2 separate regions of the Homo sapiens genome follow, and region 2 is linked to region 1. A link is a contact called in ENCODE POLR2A ChIA-PET data. All regions are on one chromosome and are shown on one strand. The core of a region is the stretch at or near the end of the contact, and the rest is flanking DNA. Distances in the headings are between cores, read along the strand shown. Region 1 holds the start of CASC3 (CASC3 exon junction complex subunit). Region 2 holds the start of KRT19 (keratin 19).

Region 1 (7,188 bases), core at 4,204-6,703:
AACAAGTTACAGCTGTAAACAAAAGCACTTAGTATTTGGGATGGCATGCCAAAACCTGTATAAATGTCCTTGTATCACATCACTTCTCAAGTATTCCTTCATTGGGCTTCATCCTTTTAGCAGAACTCTTGGTGGTGGGATAGAGACTTAGGGAGGGTAGGGGGAGAGTGTGGAAATAGGTGCTTCCTTTGGCTGGCAAATGTCTACATCTTGAAACAAACAGATGTACCTAATGAGCTTCTCCATTCACTTTGTAAAAATAATTTGTATGTGTACCATCTTGGTCCTCTCCCCTCCCGTTTTGTTAAAATATCAGGATAGCACTCCCAGGCCACTTTGGTCTCAGTGTAAGATCCCTATTAACTATCTGAAAGGAAAATAGAGCCAAGACCTCTGGTCTCAAATATATAGGAATTGCCTTTCTTTAGTCTTCAGGACTATTGTGTGAAAACAAGTAGGGGTCTAATCTCCTAGAAGGTAGGGGCTTTTATCCTTAAAGAGAATATGTCCCCAGATTATTAGCACTTTTAGAGGAGAAGCCAAGGTATGTAGGGTGTGTGGCTGGCCCATCAGTGGAGCACGAAGAGAGAATGGGATACCATTGTGGGAAGAGAAGAAAAGTTCCTCAGGGGCCTCCCACTGCTAAAGTTTTTTGTGAGATGTTGATCTGTGCTTCCTGGATTTGACTTTTAAAGGAATTATTCTGGCAGCACATGTAGTATTCTTGGATGATCTTGCTGCTCTTATTTCTCCTTTTGTGTGTGTGTGTGTGTGTGTGTGGCTATGGGTTTTCATTTGTAACTCCATCTGCTTAGGAGAGTGGGCTCTCTATAAGGGAACCTGCTGTAAACTTCATTGCAGCAAGGATGTAGAGAGAAATAGGACTTAATTCCACTAGGGGCTCTCATCTCACACCTTAAGGAGGAGATTTCTAGAAAAACTGGGCCAGATTTTCTTTGTTCTCCATCATTTTAATGTGGCAGGCTGTTCAGTTTTCTTACTCTTACCTATGTGATATTTCTTCGTAACGTGTCCAAAAAGAAAAAAGACCCAATCAGTGTCTCTTGACTTTGTTCTTTGATCCCTCAGTTTCTTCTTGATTTCAGCATGTGTCGGGTTCCTAATTTTGGGTATGAGTTAGCAAATTTAACCATTGTGTTTGTGCCCTACCCAGGGGACTCCCCAGTTTCTGACTTGAAGTAGACTGAGAAGAATCCACGAGGTGCTATCTGGCCAGATTTAAGTAGATTCTATTTCCTTGGTTCTCCCTCTCCCTGAGGACCTCTTATTTTATTGTCCCCTCTTCTAGGTTAATTCTCCTTTGATTTGACTTTGTTGAGAAGGAGGTTGGACAGTAGATTAGCAAAGTTCCAAGTGCAAAATTACAGTGTGTTAGAGTGTGGGGGGAAAATTAGTCTTATTTTTCCCTACATGGGATACAACACTGTGAATTCAATCTTCAACTGAAGGCCCTGCAGTTCTCCTAAAACATAGTTGTTTGTTTTTCTTTAACAAAGTTTAAGCTAGTGTTAATAAATTAAAAAAAATTGCTTGTCTGTCTACTTCAGCTTTGTTTTATGCCCATTTCATATTGTTGTCTGTGTTGTAATTCATAACTTTTGATACCATTTCTGATGTGTAAAATTGGTTGTCTTGTAAATATCTTATAAAGAGTTCAATTGTAAATAAACTATTGTGGCTGTTAATTTTTGAACTTCTGCTTCAATTTATTATATTTATTGGCAAACAAACAATTCTGCTTGTATATTTGAAACATTGGAAAAAGAAATCCATTTTCTCAATAAAAAAGAATAACACATTATTTTCCCCTTTATAATAAGGTACTCACTTCCATTTGTGTATAAGTATAATGTATGTTTCATCCCTCTTTGTCCAGTGTACTTCCTTAAGTATAATCAGCAACTTGGCTGGGCGCAGTGGCTCACACCTGTGATCCCAGCACTTTGGTGGCTGAGGTGGGCAGATCACTTGTGGTCAGAGGTTCAAGACCAGCCTGGCCAACACAGTAAAACATGGTAAAACCCCATCTACTAAAAATACAAAAATTATCCAGATGTGGTGGCATGCACCTGTTATCCCAGTTACTTGGGAGGCTGAGGCAGGAAAATCTCTTGAACCTGGGAAGTGGAAGTTGTGGTAAGCCAAGATCAAGCTGCTGCACTTCAGCCTGGGTGACAGCGAGACTCCATCCCACCCACCCCCAACAAAAAAAAAGGGTCGGGCGTGTTGGCTCACATTTGTAATCCCAGCCACTTTGGGAGACTGAGGTGGGTAGATCACCTGAGGTCAGAAGTTCGAAACCAGCTTGGCCAACACGGTGAAACCCTGTCTCTACTAAAAATAAAATAAATTAGCCAGGCTTGGTGACAGGCACCTGTAATCCCAGCTACTCGGGAGGCTGAGGCAGGAGAATTGCTTGAACCCAGGAGGCAGAGGTTGCAGTGAGCCGAGATCATGCCATTGCACTCCAGCCTGGGTGATAGAGGGAGACTCCAACTCCAAAAAAAAAAAAGTATAATTAGCAATTTTAGAAACGAGATTATAGGATACTTCGTAAGTTAACAAAATCTTATAGCTGGAAAGACATTAGAGGTCATCTAGTGTGACCCCGATATGTGATTTACCCTTGATAACACTCCAGACAAGCAAATTCCAGGCTGTGCTTCAACACTTTTTCTACATACATTTTTCCCCCTAAGTGTTTGAAAATTCTTGCTTGTTGACAAAAAATCTAACTTCTTGTAACTTAAACTCACTGGTTTTTGCTTTGCCTTCTAGGATGATGAAAAAAAGACCAATCCCTCCTTTCTTCATAGTCCCTAGTTAAAGATTGCTGTGGGCTCCAGGCCCGGCGCGGTGGCTCAGGCCTGTAATCCCAGCACTTTGGGAGGCCAAGGCGGGTGGATCACGAGGTCAGGAGTTCAAGAGCAGCCTGACCAACATGGTGAAACCCCGTCTCTACTAAAAATACAAAAATTAGCTGGGCGTGGTGGTGCGCGCCTGTAATCCCAGCTACACAGGAGGCTGAGGCAGGAGAATCGCTTGAACCTGAAAGGCGGAGGTTGCAGTGAGCCCAGATCGCACCACTCCACTCCAGCCTGGGCGACAGAGCGAGACTCCGTCCCCCTCAAAAAAAAAAAAAAAAACTGGACCCAGACTAAACAACTGAAGGACAAAGTGGCAGACTATCACTTTCCTTATTTAGACACTAAACTTGGCAGCCTTATTTGCACCAATTTAGTCTGTGATCGATAAGATCCTCCAGGTTCTTTTTCTTTAACACTTATTAAATCATATTATCCTCCATTTTGAACTCAGGCAGTTGGCTTTTGGAGCTGGACTTATAAGTTGTCACGTTTGGCCACTTGTCTAATTAGCTGAGATTGTTTGAATTTTCTTTTTTTCTTTTTTTTGAAACAGAATCTCTTTGTCTCCCAGGCTGGAGTGCAGTGGCGCGATCTCGGCTCACTGCAAGCTCCGCCTACCGGGTTCACGCCATTCTGCCTCAGCCTCCCGAATAGCTGGGACTACAGGCGCCTGCCACCACGCCCGTCTATTTTTTTTTATTTTTAGTAGAGACGGGGTTTCACCGTGTTAGCCAGGATGGTCTTGATCTCCTGACCTCGTGATCTGCCCGCCTCGGCCTCCCAAAGTGCTAGGATTACAGGCGTGAGCCACCGCGCCCGGCCTTGAATTTTCCTTTCATCTCTGAAGGCATTCATAATTACTTCCAGTTTCATGTTATCTATAAATTTGATAAACATCAGGATCCTTAACCATGTCATTTATAAAAATTTTACTCAGGAAAGGCCGGGCGCGGTGGCTCACGCCTGTAATCCCAGCACTTTGGGAGGCCAAGAACGGCGGATCACGAGGTCAGGAGATCGAGACCATCCTGGCTAACACGGTGAAACCTCATCTCTACTAAAAACATAAAAAGTTAGTCGGGCCTGGCGGCAGACACCTGTAGTCCCAGCTACTCGGGAGGCTGAGGCAGGAGAATGGCGTGAACCCGGGAGACGGAGCTTTCAGTGGGCCGAGATCACCCCACTGCACCCCAGCCTGGGCGACAGACAGAGTGAGACTCCCTCTCAAAAAAAAAAAAAATATTTTACTCAGGGAAGAATTCTATGCCATGGTGGCCTTTGTTTGATAACATACATTATTAACGTGCACTCCTGTAGGTGCACTAAAAACTTAGCTCATGCACTTTGTATATCCTTATAATGGTCCAAAGAAAACACACTGATTCTTTTCAATGGTGGCCAATGCCTTGCCAAAATGAAATAATTTCCATAAACCTTAAGAAGGAAATAATGTCAGGATTTTGAATCAACATCTGTTTCTACTGACCATTTATTTTTAAATAGGTTCTAAAATCCTGACAAGGGCAGTAGCTCATGCCTGTAGTCCCAGCACTTTGGGAGGCTGAGACGAAAGGATCGCTTGATCCCAGCCAGGAGACAAGCCTGGGCAAGAGCGAGACCCCATCTCTACAAAAAACAGAAAAATTAGCCGGGTGTGGTAGTGTGTGCCCGTTGTCCCAACTACTAAGGAAGCTAAGGCAAGGAGGTCACCTGTGCCTGGGAGGTCAAGGCTGCAGTGAGCCGCGCTACTGCACTCCAGCCTGGGCAACAGAGTGAGACCCTGCCTCGAAAAAGCCAAAACAAAACCGGTAATACTGGCATCATACCAGCCTGCACTTTGGGACAGGTGATGGCTGGGGTGGGAAGAAACGTGAAGAGGAAATGAGAACACAGAGAAAACGCTGCAACAAGAAGTCCTCTGGCTTCACTGCAGACAACTGGTTTCTCCTTCGCCCGTTATCTTAAACAAGGCTGGTGCAGCAAATCTGACGCAGCACTACAGCTTTTAAGATTTACCTTGATTCGTGATTTTACCAAGCAAAGGAATGCAGTAAATTGACCTGCTTCAAACGTAGGTAGAAGTGAGAAATGGAAACAGAAAACCATGAAACAGCCCTAGTGTTGCAGTGAAGCTGTGACAGGTTGACTCCTTCCACTCGGGAAGCCCAAGATGGCCGGGCCAGGAACCCGGGAGGCTGCTGAAGTCTCAATTCCCCTCGCCCTAGGCCTGCCCAAGGGAAGTCAGGAGCCGCGCCACGCCCCCTTACATCACCGATAGACGTAATCCGGGTCGGCCGCAAACGTGCCGCAGGCCTAGGCCCCGCCCAGTGCCCCGCCCCTCCCCCAACACACACACACACACACACACACACACACACCCCAACACACACACACACACCCCAACACACACACACACACACACACACACACACACACACACACACACACACACACACACAGCGGGATGGCCGAGCGCCGCACGCGTAGCACGCCGGGACTAGCTATCCAGCCTCCCAGCAGCCTCTGCGACGGGCGCGGTGCGTAAGTACCTCGCCGGTGGTGGCCGTTCTCCGTAAGATGGCGGACCGGCGGCGGCAGCGCGCTTCGCAAGACACCGAGGACGAGGAATCTGGTGCTTCGGGCTCCGACAGCGGCGGCTCCCCGTTGCGGGGAGGCGGGAGCTGCAGCGGTAGCGCCGGAGGCGGCGGCAGCGGCTCTCTGCCTTCACAGCGCGGAGGCCGAACCGGGGCCCTTCATCTGCGGCGGGTGGAGAGCGGGGGCGCCAAGAGTGCTGAGGAGTCGGAGTGTGTGAGTGCGCGCAGGCGGGGCGGGGTGGGGACCGGGCGGCGAGCCGGCCGGGGGCGGGGTGTAGGTGATGCTAGGTAGTCTGTGAGTTGATAGTAGATACTGGGACTTTTTTTTGTTTTTGAGAGAAAAGGGGAGTTATCCCAATGCGAGTTTGCATCCGGAGTTCCAAGGGAAGAAGAAGGATTGGGGGTTTCTGGGAGGATGGTAGAGCCGCTGGAGATGGAAAGCGGATGTTTTATTCAGAAGTCGGGGCTGGAGGGAAGGAGACCAGACCTGCCTTGGCTACTACTTGATAAAGATTTACCTATCTCTGTCTCCCTCTCCAACCATTTTGTGCTGAATCTTCAGCTTTTCACCCACATTTCTTTATTGGGCTCCCCACCTCTGGAAATCACAGAACTAACCCATGTCTTCTGCTTTCTTTCAGGAGAGTGAAGATGGCATTGAAGGTGATGGTGAGTAGCATCTTTTACCCCATTAGGACAAGAGTTTTTTTTAACATAAACTCAGGTCATCTATTTCCAACATCGACATTCTCACACACTGTCACGGATTTAGGGCCACAGAGTGCCTTTTTGTAACATAGTGGTTAAGAGCATAGGCTTTAGCAGTATAGTCTTCAGCAAGTTACCCTCTGAGCCTGTTTCTCCTTTTGTAAGTGGGGACTATAATTTTATCCACGTTGTAGGTTGATGTCAGAATTAAATGAGACTCTTAGTCTGACCTGTAATAAGCAGCCAAAAAATGTTTCTGGGTTTCTTTTTTTCCACATATTTCTGTTTTATTTCAGCTGTTCTCTCGGATTATGAAAGTGCAGAAGACTCGGAAGTGAGTATGACAGGTTTTTTCCTATGGTATAGATCAGAAATGCTTTTTAAAAACGTGTACACACCTTCGTTGCAAACGTACCATGACCTCCGTGTTTATCCTCTTGTGTATTCTTCATTTATGCTTCTGAAAAAGTGTTACAGAAGGTCTTGTTCACTTTAGACCTAGGGAAAACTTGGGGCACGCCGTCTCAAGCCACAGGTGTTATACTGTTAGTTGGCTTCTCTTCCTGTCTGAAGAATATGAGGTTCTAAATAAGAGAGTGAGGATATCTTGAAGTCCTCTGAAAGATGTTTGACAGTTTGTTTTATGCAGTGTAGGTTGAGAAGCCAGCCAATTGGTTATTTTTTTCCAAATCTATCTGAAGACTTTGAAAGGGTAGGATTCGGAATGTTTTGTGCCAAGAGCATCCATCATTTTATAGGTGGGGATTTTTCTGTTTTTAGGAGAAAGTTTCCTGTCTTTTGGATAAACTACTAGAGATGCCATCAGAGTAAGTGTTTGTTTCCTGGGTTGTTGAGTGGACTCCTGAGTTCTGGTAATGGGATTATATATAGGGGGAATTGGATGGTGGATCAAAGATTTTGTCTATACATTTTTAGAACTGTTACTACATTTTAGAATCTGTTAAGCCCTTGAGGATGGAATAGTGAACACTATAACA
Region 2 (7,491 bases), core at 1,855-4,354, 1.4 Mb after region 1:
CATCTGCAGCCAGACGGGCATTGTCGATCTGCAGGACAATCCTGGAGTTCTCAATGGTGGCACCAAGAATCTGGAAGGCAGAGGCAGAGGTTGGTACCAGTTCAACACACAGGCACTGCCCACTCACTTTCTTCCCAGAAGAGAGAGGGGAGCAAATGAATATACCCCGGCACCCTAGAGACCAAAGCCCTAGCCAGCATCTGCCGCCCATTGGCCCGCTCTCTGGGAGGCCTTGCAAACAGTCCATGCCCAGAAGCTGGGGCAGGAAGAAAACTGGAGCCAGGGGGACTTGGGTGGGGGAGGGCAGGAAGGCAAGCCTGGGGAGGAAATCTCTGAGACCTGTGTGCAATGAAACTCTAAATGGCCTGAAGGGGGTCTATAAACCAGATGGGGGGTAGATTTTGTCTATACCTGCCCCCCCCACTATGCGAAGCATATTTTGCCCCCAGGGAAGAGAATCCCATTTGTTGAGTATCAATTATGTGCCAGGCACTTTGAATCTCATCTTTTATAGCTTCTGGAACCTCACTGCTAGGTCAGTGGGTACTCCTATCTTACAGAGGTGGAAACTAAAGTTTAGGATGATGCCTCATCCAAGTTCACCCCAACCTGAGGTCTTACTGACCTAAGAGGCGCATTCACAACAGCCAGCTTATCATTGAATAAGGTAATTGTGTTCTGTTTTTCAAAGAGCAGGTCATCACTCATTAGTCAAGGCACCAGGTGGTGATTGTATAGTTTTGTGTTTTGGGGGGGTTTTTTGGTTTTGTTTTTTGGGGTTTTTTTGAGACAGAGTCTCGCTCTGTCACCCAGGCTGGAGTGCAGCGTCGCGATCTCGGCTCACTGCAAGCCCCGCCTCCCGGGTTCACGCCATTCTCCTGCCTCAGCCTCCTGAGTAGCTGGGACTACAGGCGCCCTCCACCACGCCCAGCTAATTTTTTTTTGTATTTTTAGTAGAGACGGGGTTTCACCGTGTTAGCCAGGATGGTCTGGATCTCCTGACCTCGTGATCCGCCCGCCTCCGCCTCCCAAAGTGCTGGGATTACAGGCATGAGCCACCGCGCCCGGCCGATTGTGTAGTTTTTTAATGCAACAGAATAGGCTACAAAATATCAGAGGGGATTTCTCTTAGTATGGTGAGAATTGTGTCACCCATTTGTGTGTGTGCATGTGCACGCACACACACACACAGAGGTGAGAAAAAGAATGCGTAAGGGTGCGTAGTAAAATGTACTTATTGTCGCAATTTTTTTTTTTTTTTGATACAGGGTCTCGCTGTGTTGCCCCAGGCTGGAGTGCAGTGGCACTGATCACGTACAGCTCGCTGCAAGGCACACGCCACCATGCCAAGCTAATTCCTTTTTTTTTTTTTTTTTTTTTTTTTTTGAGACGGACTCTCGCTCTGTGGCCGAGACTGAAGTGCAATGGCGCAATCTCGGCTCACTGCAGCCTCCGCCTCTTGGGTTCCAGCAATTCTCCTGCCTCAGCCTCCCAGGTAGCTGGGATTACAGGCATGCACCACCACGCCCAGCTAATTTTTGTATTTTTAGTAGAGACAGGATTTTACCATGTTTGCCAGGCTGATCTCGAACTCCTGGGGCTCAAGCAATCCTCCCACCTTGGCCACCCAAAGTGCTGGGGTTACAGGCGTGAGCCACAGTGCCCAGCCCCTGTAGGTCACAATTTTACAAGTGTGTAAAGCACTGTTTTTGTTGGCTGTTGACATCTCTAGCGCTTCCTCCTGGTCTGTGGGTCTGGGTCTATGCCACGAGTACAGCACTGGAAAATATTTTGGGGATCTGTTTGTTGGGAGACCCAGCGTGTGCGGCTGTAAATGTTCCATGGCTTCTGATACATTTCTTTACGACTCGAAAAATTTCTCCTTCCCTCTGGGTGGAGACCAAGCCCTACCCCTCAGGCCCCTTAGGGTTCCCCTGTAAGAGCGTGTGACGCAGATCCGTTCTTTCCCCGACAAGGAGCTGCCACTGTACTGGGTCCTCCCCAGCAGAGGTTTACCAAGCCTCCCTCCTTTACCCCGCCCAGGGGCCACGACCGGCTCTCCCATTCTTCCTAAACGAATGGGCCCCAGGGCGGGAGAGTGGGAGGAGGCCAAAGCCTGAGAGGGATGAACACTAGACCCTTCCGGCCAGAGAAACGGAATGCAGGAGGCCCTACGCTGCGGTGGCAGAGGGGGCAAGACTGGCCCCGGGTGGACCAGATCACCAAAGCCAAACTCTCGCATCTTCCTGCGGCAGCGCGGCCCCTGGCCTAGACCTCTGGGCACTCTACAGCCGGGTCCCATCTCCTCCCACTCTTCAGGCCTCGCTGACCCGCGTCCCTTCTTCGTCCCGGGGCTCCAACCTTGCCCCCGCCACCTCCAGAGGCCCCACCCACTTATCTGCCCTGCCCAGTTCTCCTCCCCTTTCCACCACCCCGGCCTCTGCATCCAGCCCCGAGGTCCTGCCCCGCACGTCTCCTGTCCCCCTTTACTCGGCCCCACCTGTGGACCTTCCCACGTCCTAACGGGCTCCTGCCCGCCGCCCCGCCTGGAACCTCGCCCGGCCCGCGGGGCTGGGTTTCCGCGGCAGGTGCACTGCACTTCCCGCGGCCGGGCCTCCGCCCACCTTGTCCCGCAGGTCCTGGATGGTCGTGTAGTAGTGGCTGTAGTCGCGGGAGGGCCCAGGCCCCTGCTTCTGGTACCAGTCGCGGATCTTCACCTCTAGCTCGCCGTTGGCCGCCTCCAGGGCGCGCACCTTGTCCAGGTAGGAGGCCAGGCGGTCGTTGAGGTTCTGCATGGTTAGCTTCTCGTTGCCCGCCAGCAGCCCGTCGGACGCGGTCAGGACGCCGCCGTAGCCGCCGCCGTAGGCCCCCGAGGAGGACGAGGACACAAAGCGGGCGGAGGACACGGATACGCCGCGGCCGCCGGAGCCCCCGTGAATGCTGGGCGCGCGAAAGGCGACCCCCGGCCCAAAACGCACGGAGCCGCCGCCCAGGCCTCCGAAGGACGACGTGGCCGACGACTGGCGATAGCTGTAGGAAGTCATGGCGAGGCGGAGCACGGACGGAGCAACCCTGGTCTCAGAAGCTGCGATTCGCGGGAGGAGCGGCGAGGCCCTCACCTGGCGCCTTTTATGCCCGCGGCCGGTGGAGGGGGGAAGGGAGGAATGGTGTCAGGGGCGGATATCTGAGCCCTGAGGAATTTGCAGGCTCCTGAGAGCAAATATGGGCTCTCTCCCCATTGGTCAATTCCCTCCCCTCCCAGAGACCAGAGGCCCCTGCCCTCCAGAGGTGCCCCGCCCCGGTCCGCGCAGAAGCTCCGACCCGCACTCCCCCACTCTCTCTCTGCAGACCCTGTTCTGGCCTTTCCCCCGTCAGGGACATACCTGGACACCCCTGTCCCTGGAAGCCACATTCTGAGCCTCACCCTTTAAGATCACCCAGAGTTTGACACCACTGGGAATTACAGTCCCTCTGGGGTCATATTCCTACACACCCCTGACCCAGTGATTTTGTTTTTGTTTTTTTGGAGACGAGTCTCTGTCGCCCAGACTGGAGTGCAGTGGTGTGATCTCGGCCCACTGCAGCCTCCATCTCCCGGGTTCAAGCGATTCTCCTGCCTCAGCCTCCGGAGTAGCTGGGATTACAGGCACGCGCCACCACGCCCAGCTAATTTTTGTATTTTTAGTAGAGACAGGGTTTCACCATGTTGACCAGGCTGGTCTCAAACTCCTGACCTCAAGTGATCCACCCGCCTGGGCCGCCCAAAGTGCTGGGATTACAGGCGTGAGCCCCTGCGCCCAGCCCCAGTGATTAACCATTCAGAGTGCTCCCTGTTAAGAGCCCCTTGCTTGCGATCCTAACCAGCCCGCCCCCCACAAAGTGCATTCACAGATTCCTGCCCTCCACTGGAGATTACAGCCTCTCAGAACCAGCTTCTTGGGAACACCCATGCCCAACTCCCCTTTTGTCCCCTCTGACAAAGGCACCAGTTCCGGATCAGGGCACATCCGGGCATTTTGAGCTGCACGAACCCAGCCCTCTCAAGACAAAGCTGCCTCACCCTGCTGTCGCCATTCAGTGCCCCAGGTGACAACAGTCTCCTGAGAACAGCTGCAGGGAGCGGTTCTGGCAGCTGACACCTTTCCAACACTAAGCTCCAGCCTGATCCTCACTCTGGAACCCTCAAAGCCCACTCGTCCCTGGCCACCAGGATGATCCCCTCCCTTCCATCCCCCAAAGCATGCGTTCATTCAACCACAGGAGTATTGGGCTGCTTTAATATTTCCAAAATGAGGAAGCAGAGCCTGGGAGAGGCCAGTAACTTGCCCATGAGGCATTTAGCATCTGCCACTGAAAGGCAAACATAGGATGAATCCCTGCCCTCCTTGTCAGAGGGCTGCTGAATGCATGTCCTCATCCTTGTATAAAGATGAGTGCTTGAATGAGCTGGGCAGAGCGACACAAAGTGCCCGGCACAAGGTAAAGGTTTTGACAATAGAGGCAGGGCCTTCCTCCCCACACAGCCCCACCCCTTGCTCTGTTCAACAATTCCACCCACCGTTTTGGATCTCTTTGGAGGGCCATGCCCCCTGCCAGGCACTACAGGGCGCTGCAACAACCTCACCCCAGTTCCTGTCCCCAGTGACCCCCGTCCCCAGAACTGTCCCCATGGTTCCTTCTTGTCCTTATGGCAAAGCATTCACCCAGGCTTGGAACAGAGGCCCTCCTGAGAAGGTATTAAGGGAGACAGGCCAGTCCCTGCCCATCTCTGGGTCTCAGTTTTCCCTCATGAAAAGAGGGGTGGCCCAGCTCAGCCCTCTTCTCTGTGTATTATCACCTGGGTCACCTGTGACTGGTGGAGACTTGTCTCCAGCCTCGGAAACCTAAGTTCCCAGCAAACTACCTGTTAGCTGCCAACTCATCCTTGAACTGGGGCAGGAAACCCCGTAAATACACACCCCTAACCCACCAGGAACCGCTCTGAGCCCTCAGGAAGGCCAGTCTGAGGCTGTTTAACTAGTGAATCAGTTGCAGAAAGACTGAAGGTCTTTGGAGAGCCCAAGAGGGAGAAAGGGGAGTCCAAGACCAGCCATAAAAGCCAGCACCCTGTGACTGGTCAGCTCTGAGTCATTCCCTTATCAGGCACTGATGAGGAGGCCTGCTCCTTGTTAGCGGGAAGGGAGATTGGCCAGATAGTTGCCATGCACACAAAGCCCCAATAGGCAGCTCTGTTTTTCTGGCCTGATAGGGGGGTCTGGGGAGGGACTTTGTATTAAAGGGCAAAGAATAGAATCAACAGTTCCATTCGTAAGATTAAGGTGTTCTGAGCTCCCTAACCTTCAGAGGCACTTGGAGTCCCAGCCCCCTACTCTAAGACCATAAACAGAAGGACAGTTGACTACAGGGTAGCACAGTTTAGAGCCTTTTCAGATCTCACTGGATCCTCACAGCAGCCCAGTGGAAAAGGTATTCTTATCTCCATTTTACAGATAAGGAAACAGAGGCTTGGTGAGAGGCAGTAATTTGCCAAAGGTCCACCGCTAGGAGTATCAGATTCTGGCCTCCAGCTTCTTGACCATCAGCCAAGAGTAACGGAGGCCCTGCTCTCCCTTCCAAGGAAGTCTCGGCCCCCAAAACAACTCCTTTGGGTGCCTTCCCTCAAAATCTTATCATGCCAGTGCCAAGGGCAGTCAACCCCAGACTGAACTGTTGGCTGGGCTAGGGAGAATACCTTGTTCCCTCTCTCTGGCCAGAAACAGTGCCTGGCCATGAGGTATGTGGCCTTTGGCACTTTCTGATTCATCAAGGACTCAGGAGAACAGTCTGTAGAGGCTGCCCTACCCAGAGATGGAACTGGAGGTCAAGCTGCTGCTCCCATTTAGGAAACAGTGCTCACAACCAGGAGGCTCCCATCAGCCTCTGGCTTCAGGAGGGCAGAACCTGGTCAGAGGAGCATCCATCCAATGTTCATGTCTCCAGTCTCAGGTCTGGGGTCTGCAGAAGAGGGGTACAGAGGGTCAGAAGTGATGGGTATGGAATGGTGAGCTCAAAGGAATCCCAGGGAGGATCCTGCCCAGCCTTCCCCAACTGGATTCTACAGAACCCCAGCACTATGAGATCCCTGCAGGAAAAAAGATCCCTGTCAAATAAGATCGGAAACTCTGCTCTCTCTGACTCTCTTTTGGAGTTTCACAAGGCACAGTACCAGAAGCCCTGGAAACCTCATTTCCTCATTTGTAAAATAGAGATGATGATGATGAGGAGGAGGAGGAGGATACCTATTTCAGAGGGTTGCTTCAAGTGATAAATGTAATGGTGCTTGTAAAAGGTTTATCACACCTGGCAAATAGCACTCAAACAGCATTATTATTATTATTATATAATGTTATTTTTATATAGTATTTGTTACTATAATTTTGGCTACAAGTGTTATTATTTAACTTTCTTTAACCAGTATTTCCCAAGTGCACTGGACCATGGAATCTTTAAATATCTATTAATAACCCATGAATTACAGAAAAAGCCAGTCCAGCCCCAGGATGCTCAGAAAGGTAAAGTGACTTTCCTGGGGTCGCATGATGATTCAACCGACTGAACTGAGGCAGATCTGGGATTCATTTCTAACTCCTAACACTGAGGCTGAGGCCCCCTCTGCCTCTCCACTTGGACATACACATGAAGCTTCTTATCCTTCAGCAGATGCAGGTGGTTCCCAGAGTGGAGAGGTTAAAGGTAGGGGGGTTTTCATCATCCCAGGAGAAATGGGATAGTCATTGGAGACCACAGGAAAGAAGCTGGGGGTGAGAGACCTAGTCCTTGGATAGAATGGAATGGTGTGATAATGACAACAAGAATAATGATGACCAAGGTGATAATAATACAGTAGATAATCATAGCCAACATCTACTGGGCCAGGCTCCATGCTAAACACTCTGAATATATTATCTCAATGAATCATGTTAATTAAGTATTATTGTCCCCATTTAACAGTCAAGAAAATTGAGGCTCAAAACGGTTAATATCTTGTCCAAGGTCACACAAGTAAGTAGTGGACTGGGTATTTGGGCCAAAATCTTTCACTCCCTCAAGCCACAGTCCCAATTGCTAATGCTGCCCTCCTCTCATGGGAAAGGGATCAAGGTGCCTTCTTCTGCTGCCCTGGAGAAAGAGCCACCAAGTTGGGGAAGGCATTGTATCATCTGCCAAGATCCCAACTTGCCCTGCCTGCTCTGATGCACAATTATTTGTTTGGTCAGTCAGTGGGCCATTCAAGCAAGTTTCCTCCAAGTTGAGCCTAGCAGAGGAGACAGACTCGTGTCCATGAGCAAAGCAGAAGGCTCTGTTCATAATCTGGAGGAGAGGAAAGGTAAATGTGTGGAAAACTTCATGAGCTTGCATGTCCTGTCAATTAGTAGCTCCTTACCTGAACGGCCTCCGCTTCCCCAGGGACCACCAGCACAAGGAACTTCCTCACCCGCTCCTCCATTCATT

What was found. ChIA-PET counts read pairs that join two places held with the same protein, here RNA polymerase II (POLR2A).
Region 2: POLR2A ChIA-PET joins it to region 1 with 10 read pairs in PC-9. The contact joins the promoter of KRT19 here to the promoter of CASC3 in region 1. POLR2A ChIA-PET finds 5 or more read pairs at or near these places in 2 of 52 experiments (PC-9 and activated T-cell).

The regions. Positions count from the first base shown.
Region 1 is chr17:40,135,084-40,142,271 of GRCh38, forward strand. It overlaps CASC3 (CASC3 exon junction complex subunit), which reads left to right and starts at 5,454. Exons shown (of 14, transcript NM_007359.5): 1 at 5,454-5,696; 2 at 6,124-6,151; 3 at 6,487-6,524. The coding sequence starts at 5,466. MSL1 (MSL complex subunit 1) reads left to right here. Exons shown (of 9, transcript NM_001365919.1): 9 at 1-1,834. RefSeq lists enhancers at 5,065-6,005, 5,471-5,770.
Region 2 is chr17:41,525,204-41,532,694 of GRCh38, forward strand. It overlaps KRT19 (keratin 19), which reads right to left and starts at 3,105. Exons shown (of 6, transcript NM_002276.5): 1 at 2,625-3,105; 2 at 1-70. The coding sequence starts at 3,044. RefSeq lists enhancers at 2,302-3,001, 3,002-3,699, 3,700-4,397, 4,398-5,095 and a cis regulatory region at 4,801-5,653.